Linked DNA regions of Homo sapiens: region 2 is linked to region 1. Evidence: chromatin contacts called from ENCODE Hi-C or POLR2A ChIA-PET data. All regions are on one chromosome and are shown on one strand. Each heading gives the region's core, a stretch centred on a gene start or an enhancer-like site at or near the end of the contact. The rest is flanking DNA. Distances are from core to core; before and after follow the strand shown.

The links. Hi-C counts contacts between places; a loop is a spot of excess contacts on that map. ChIA-PET counts read pairs that join two places held with the same protein, here RNA polymerase II (POLR2A). Pooled maps may share reads with other maps.
Region 2: a loop to region 1 is called in a map of naive thymus-derived CD4-positive, alpha-beta T cell, with 4 times the contacts of the local background. The contact joins two enhancer-like sites. A Hi-C loop is called at or near these places in 1 of 168 maps with a recorded cell type or tissue (naive thymus-derived CD4-positive, alpha-beta T cell), 1 of 37 single-sample maps with no recorded cell type and 5 of 50 pooled maps. POLR2A ChIA-PET finds 5 or more read pairs at or near these places in 5 of 52 experiments (CD4-positive, alpha-beta T cell, HCT116, OCI-LY7 and 2 more).

Annotation. Positions count from the first base shown.
Region 1 is chr3:72,254,927-72,257,626 of GRCh38, reverse strand. No RefSeq gene overlaps it. Among named protein-coding and RNA genes, the nearest start is that of LINC00870, 110 kb to the right of the region's middle. Within about 2 kb of position 1,343, at least 6 of the 41 ENCODE cell types and tissues checked have a DNase peak (open chromatin) inside an H3K27ac peak, as active enhancers do.
Region 2 is chr3:72,309,145-72,311,844 of GRCh38, reverse strand. No RefSeq gene overlaps it. Among named protein-coding and RNA genes, the nearest start is that of RYBP, 140 kb to the left of the region's middle. RefSeq lists enhancers at 830-1,009, 1,190-1,499. Within about 2 kb of position 1,329, at least 17 of the 41 ENCODE cell types and tissues checked have a DNase peak (open chromatin) inside an H3K27ac peak, as active enhancers do.

The sequences.
Region 1 (2,700 bases), core at 94-2,593:
CATTGAAAAGTCTGACTGCAGATACAGAGGGTGGAATAGTTTTGGCCATTTTTGCAAACAATCTGCTACACTTGTGAAATAATAGGCTCAAAATCACTTGGAAGAGCAGAAAGTCTTTACTGCAAAGAAAGATGCGAAGGGCAGAAAATCAGCTTAATCCCACAATCCCAAGGAACGCATTGAGAATGTATTTGTCTGTGTAATCCAGTCATTTCTCAGGCTCATGTAATGGTGTTTTGGGTGGAGTAGGAACCAGAATTTGAACGACCAGATGAACAGAATTAGATGAGAATCCTTTTTCTGGTTGTCTATTTGCAGCCTCTAAGAAGTGAAGTCTCCTGACTCATCCACATTTGAGTTTGGACATATGCTACTGGGACTAATGAATTTAGATAGCTTGGATGGTGGTCCAGTTTCGGGGACCCCCATGATGGGGGATGGTGTCTTTCGTGGTAAACAAGATATCTGACAGCATAAACAGCACAGGGAGGAGCTCTGGGTACTGTATAATGAATACAAGAAACTACCCTACCTCACAGTGGCATATGTGTTTTCTGGAAAGTCACAGCTGTCAACTGAAGGGGAGACATCTCTAAACTCAAATGCTTCAGGGGCTTAAGCAGCTTTGCTGTGTGACCCCTCTAAGTGAGTGTGATGCGGAGAGCATGTCATTCATTTCTTCCAGTTGATGATAGGACTTGCTGGCCACCGGGAGCTGGTGCCAGGAGAGATTTGGGTTTCTGGAGGATGGTGGATTTTCATCTCCAGCAGCACCAGCAAGGAAACAGCAGTTTCAGTGCAAAGAGCTGCGAAATCCCAGCCTTCCTAGCCTCATGGCACCTGGGTCTCTTTCACAGATACACGCAAGCAGTGTTGGAGCCGGAACTGGCCTCTAGAAATGTCGACCAGTTGTCATCCTCACCAGCAGACTACCGGAGTGTTTATTTCTCTTCTGCTTTCGCCAGCTCTGGACATTCTCACTAAAAAATAAAACAACAAATCCTGCATGGCTTTAAGAAGTCTCTTTATACATATGCATACATAGAAGCCGAAGGGTCCCGAAGCCATTCTGATTGGGCAACAATTTGGAAGACAAATGATGACAGCCACATTATGGGGCATGGCCAACCGACTGCCATCCTGCTTGAGAGGGTCCAGCAAGCTGCACACATTTGAATGTTCACTCGGGAGAGCGCTCCTCTCTTCCTCTTCAATTACCCAGCATGGTTACATGGTGCTTTTCACTCACCAAGCCCTGGAGGTTAATTACTCCACACGGTGCCTTTTACCAGCAGGAGGTGTGCCTTGGCAGTCCTCAGCCCTGCACGTGGCCTGCCCAGATGGGTGGCACATCCCGCCCTCGCTGGCTGCTGGGTTTCAGTTTGTTTTTGTTTATGTTGGCTCTGTTTCAACAGAGCCTACAGATGTGGTCAAACTGGAAAGGGGGTGGGGGACTAGAAGCAAAGGGGGGAAATAAAGGCGCCAATCATTTCTGATATCATCTGATCTGAGCAGAACTTTTTGAAGGGGGCAGTGAGAAAAGCCAGGCTTGGTCTGGGCCTCTGCTGCTTTCTATTTTCGGTCTCGTCTCCATCCCACCCAGAGAGTGGGAAGCCCAGGCACTGGGGCTCACCTTAAAGAGCCCGCGCAGAGCTTGCTCGAAGCAGCTCTGATTTCCAGGCCACAGGCAGGAACGGCTTGGCTCATTGGCCTCTTCTCCTCTTGGGGCTCCATGGGACTGGCTTAGTCCTAATGAGAGCTGGCAGACAGAGAGGAAGCAGGGTTGACAGAGAGCTGACTGCCCCTCCCCAGGCAGACTTTTCACCTGGCAGGTAAAAACCATCCCAATTAGCTGCCACAGCAAGGCTGAGCCTGGAGCTCACAGCCCATCCTGTCACCTGCCTTCCCTGGTGGCGGAAGCAGAAGCAAGACTGGGGGGCATGGTGGGTGGGTGGGGGGCTGTAGGCTGTGGGTGTGTGGGAGGACCCAGTTCCCGGAAGAGGCTGCACTTTCTCTGGGGTTTCCACAAAGCCCAGGAGATCTCTTCTGGGACAAACCCTTGCCCCAGCAGGCTTGGGGAGGGGCAATGAAAGAGTTAAGGCCCTCACTTCTTCACCCACCTCCCTGCTCCCCTATGACTGTTCCAGTGGCCCCCCCTTCCTTGTGGGGCTCCTGCGGCTTCCACAGGGAGCCAGGCAGGGCCCTGCCCTTGGCTACATCTGCCAAATGCAAATAGTTGCTAAAGTTATTTAGTGTGTCCTCACGGCTCCTTTTTGTCACTGGTGTTCCCTAGGCAACTGCTGCTGGAATGCAGTCAACTTCTAGAGGTTCTTCACAGGCAGGAATAGAAAATGGCTCTTGCTCACTTCTTGTTTGGGGGCTTCTCTGAGTGGATCCTTACATTGGGAACTAGAGTCCTTGTTTTTCTTATTTGAAAAGAGGACAGCGAGAGAAAGCTGACCAAACTGCCCTCTAGAAGTGGAGGAGGTGGAAATTCAGGGTCCCTTTGCTACTTTCGCTGGATGGAGGTGACCAGGGCTACAGAGAATGGCCTTCAACATGTTTATTTCCTTCTGCCAAGACCTTCCCACAGGAGCGACCTTCCCATAGAGCAAGAGAGGTTTCTCTCTTCTTTCTAAAGATTATACAGATCAGTCAACTTTATCTTAAAGCTATATTTCTCATATAAGCAAAACATTT
Region 2 (2,700 bases), core at 80-2,579, 54 kb before region 1:
TCAGCAAAAAAAATCATCATGGGTCTTGCCATAAATCCTCAAGAGCATGTAGTGGGGTGGCGGGTGACTCTGAAAGTATGAAGGCATGAGGTTTTTATTCCTGGTGTTTCTCTCTACCCTCGTCCCCTCCTCCATTCTGGCTGCTGTGTGCATTTTGTTCTCATTGCCTCGGGAGAGGCAGCAACTCGGAGAGAAGAGAATGTCAGCTCTTGGCCTTGGAGTTGCAAAATCTTAGGCCTGCGGGGAGGAGAAGGACTGATGGGCATCAGTGACGGAAGTGGGGAGGAGAGCTGGGAACAAGATGAATTTCTGGGCCTGGAGATGGCAAGGTTTCTTCTGGGTGGGGAAGGAAGAGAGATGGAGGGGACACAATAAAGGAGAGAGGTCCTGCGGCCATGTGGGCTGGAGGAAACTCAGTTTCCAGGTACTGCCCAGCCCCTCCTGGAGAGGGGACTTGGGTCACCCACCAACAATGCCCAAGGGCTCTCAGTCAGCACCTCCACACCCTCCAGCTTATTACTGCGTTACCATACAGCATCAACACATGGGAGTTGCAAAGGTGGTCCTTTCTGTGGACAGCTGGTGGGACCTCCTAGCTCAGAGGGGAACCTCCAGCCATGTCCCGAGTGCTTGTCTGGCACCTTCGACTTCTCCCTCATGGATGTTCCTGTTTCAGCATCGCAGGCCATCTGCAAACTGTGGAGATGGGGTGGGGGCCTGGACACCTGCTGGGGTAGCAGTGATAGAAAGGACAAGAGGACAGGGTCCCTCAGCACTTCTACCTCCTTGAACCTGCCAGAGTCCACCTGCGGAGGTGGGGCGATGGTGAGCCGCAGCCCCCAGGAGCCCTTTAACTACAGAAGCTCATGGCGTGCAGAGGGAGGCAAAAGATGGGCCATGGAGTCACGCGAATCTGAGGACTGGCTCCAACTCCACCTTTGTCTCCCTCTTCGGAAAGCTGAACAGGGTGCAACGTGAGAAGGCGATCTTCCTTCCTGCCTTGCAGGCACTCTGGGGACGCTGCTTGTTTGCTCTGCTCTGCCAACTCTCCCCTGGGGACTCTCCTCCCCAGCCAGGCTGCCCTGGAGGGTGGAGTCTCCCCGCTGTCCTCCTGCTCCACCCCTCAGTCCACAGACCTTTTCATTTAAAGAGTTCATTGCTACAGGAAACAGATGGTAGTCACAAAAATAATAAACAGAGAGAATTTCAAAGGTTCCGGAAGCTCAGAGTCATGGTCTCAGGCCCGTCGTTAAAGACTTCCTTCTGAGATGGGGCCTGAGAATGACTGCAAACACTGTTGTTTCAGCCACTGGGATGGCCGGGCAGGGAACTGCAGTGCTGAGAGCTGTCAGCCCCTGGACTAGTGTGTAACCCTCACAGTCGTCTTGCAATGGGAGGGTGTCATGACCCCCACTTTACAGATGTAAAAACTGAGTTCAGAGAGCAGGATTGGCTGCATGATTTAGGACATTCAGTGTAAAATAAAAATGTGGGGTCTTTGGTTTAAAAATTAAGAACTTCAAGACTGAAACCACAGCAGACTGTTAAACCAAGTGAGGTGTCCTTCTGATCACAGGCCCTGAGTGACTGCCTGGGACACAGGCTTGTGAAGTCAGCCCTGTCAGAGATTAGGTAACTAGCCCAAGGACACCAGCTAGTGAGAGGCAACCGCGGCTTCCATGCAACGTCTAGGACAGCCTTCAATTGAATTTTGCTATCTTCCTGGTCTTTACCTGTGGACACCCCCATCCCTCCCTCCCACCCGCCATGGCTTGGCTGTCGGCATTATTTTTATAACTTAAAAAGAATCGTTAAAAAGTAAAGCATGACTTTAAGACGCCAACACTACACAAATCCTGATGTTGCTCCCAGAAGCCCTTTGGCTTTTGCTAAAACGGAGGCGGAAGAGGTGATTGGGCATTGCCCCACCTCCTCCTCCATTCAATTAACTTGACAAGGAAACATTTTTGAGACAGATGATTCTCATTTTTAATGCAGTTTGAAAGTCCCTAGGGGCAGGAAGACACTCGGGCTTGCCTACTTCAGGAAGTGGTGTCTTCCCTCCAATTTATACGGACTTTATTTTAAGAGACCTCAGCTGGCTCAGTCCACATTGATAAGCTTCCCCAATGGGATATGCATAATATAGGGCTTACAGTACACATTCAACACAATATCTTAATACATGTTTATACGAATATATATTTGTATTTTATGCTATTATCACAGTGGTTCTTAGAGGAGAGAATGACTTTACCCCTTAGGGGAACATTTAGCAATGTCTGGAAGACATTTCTGCTGTCACAGCTAAGAAGCAGCTGCTATTGGCTTCTAGTGGGTGGGGTTTGGGGGTGCTGCTAGACATCCTACCATGCACAGGGCAGCCCCCCACAACAGAGAAGTATCCAGCCCAAAATGTCAGTGCTGAGGCTGAGAAGCCACAACAAGCAATCATAATTAATTGGTATTGTCAAGGAATGAAAGATTACTGGGACTGGAACCCCACTTTGTAAAAAATCTACCCTTAGGAAATAAATTTTTGAGTGCTGCCAACTGAATTTGTGACTATTATGTAATAACTAACTGGGTCTCAAGTTAGGAGTCAGTTGAACCTCAGATAATCTTCACAACTCCCCCCAAGAAGTTTGAATTCTTTTTTTTTTTTTTTTAGAGGCGAGGTCTTGTTATGTTGCCCAGGTG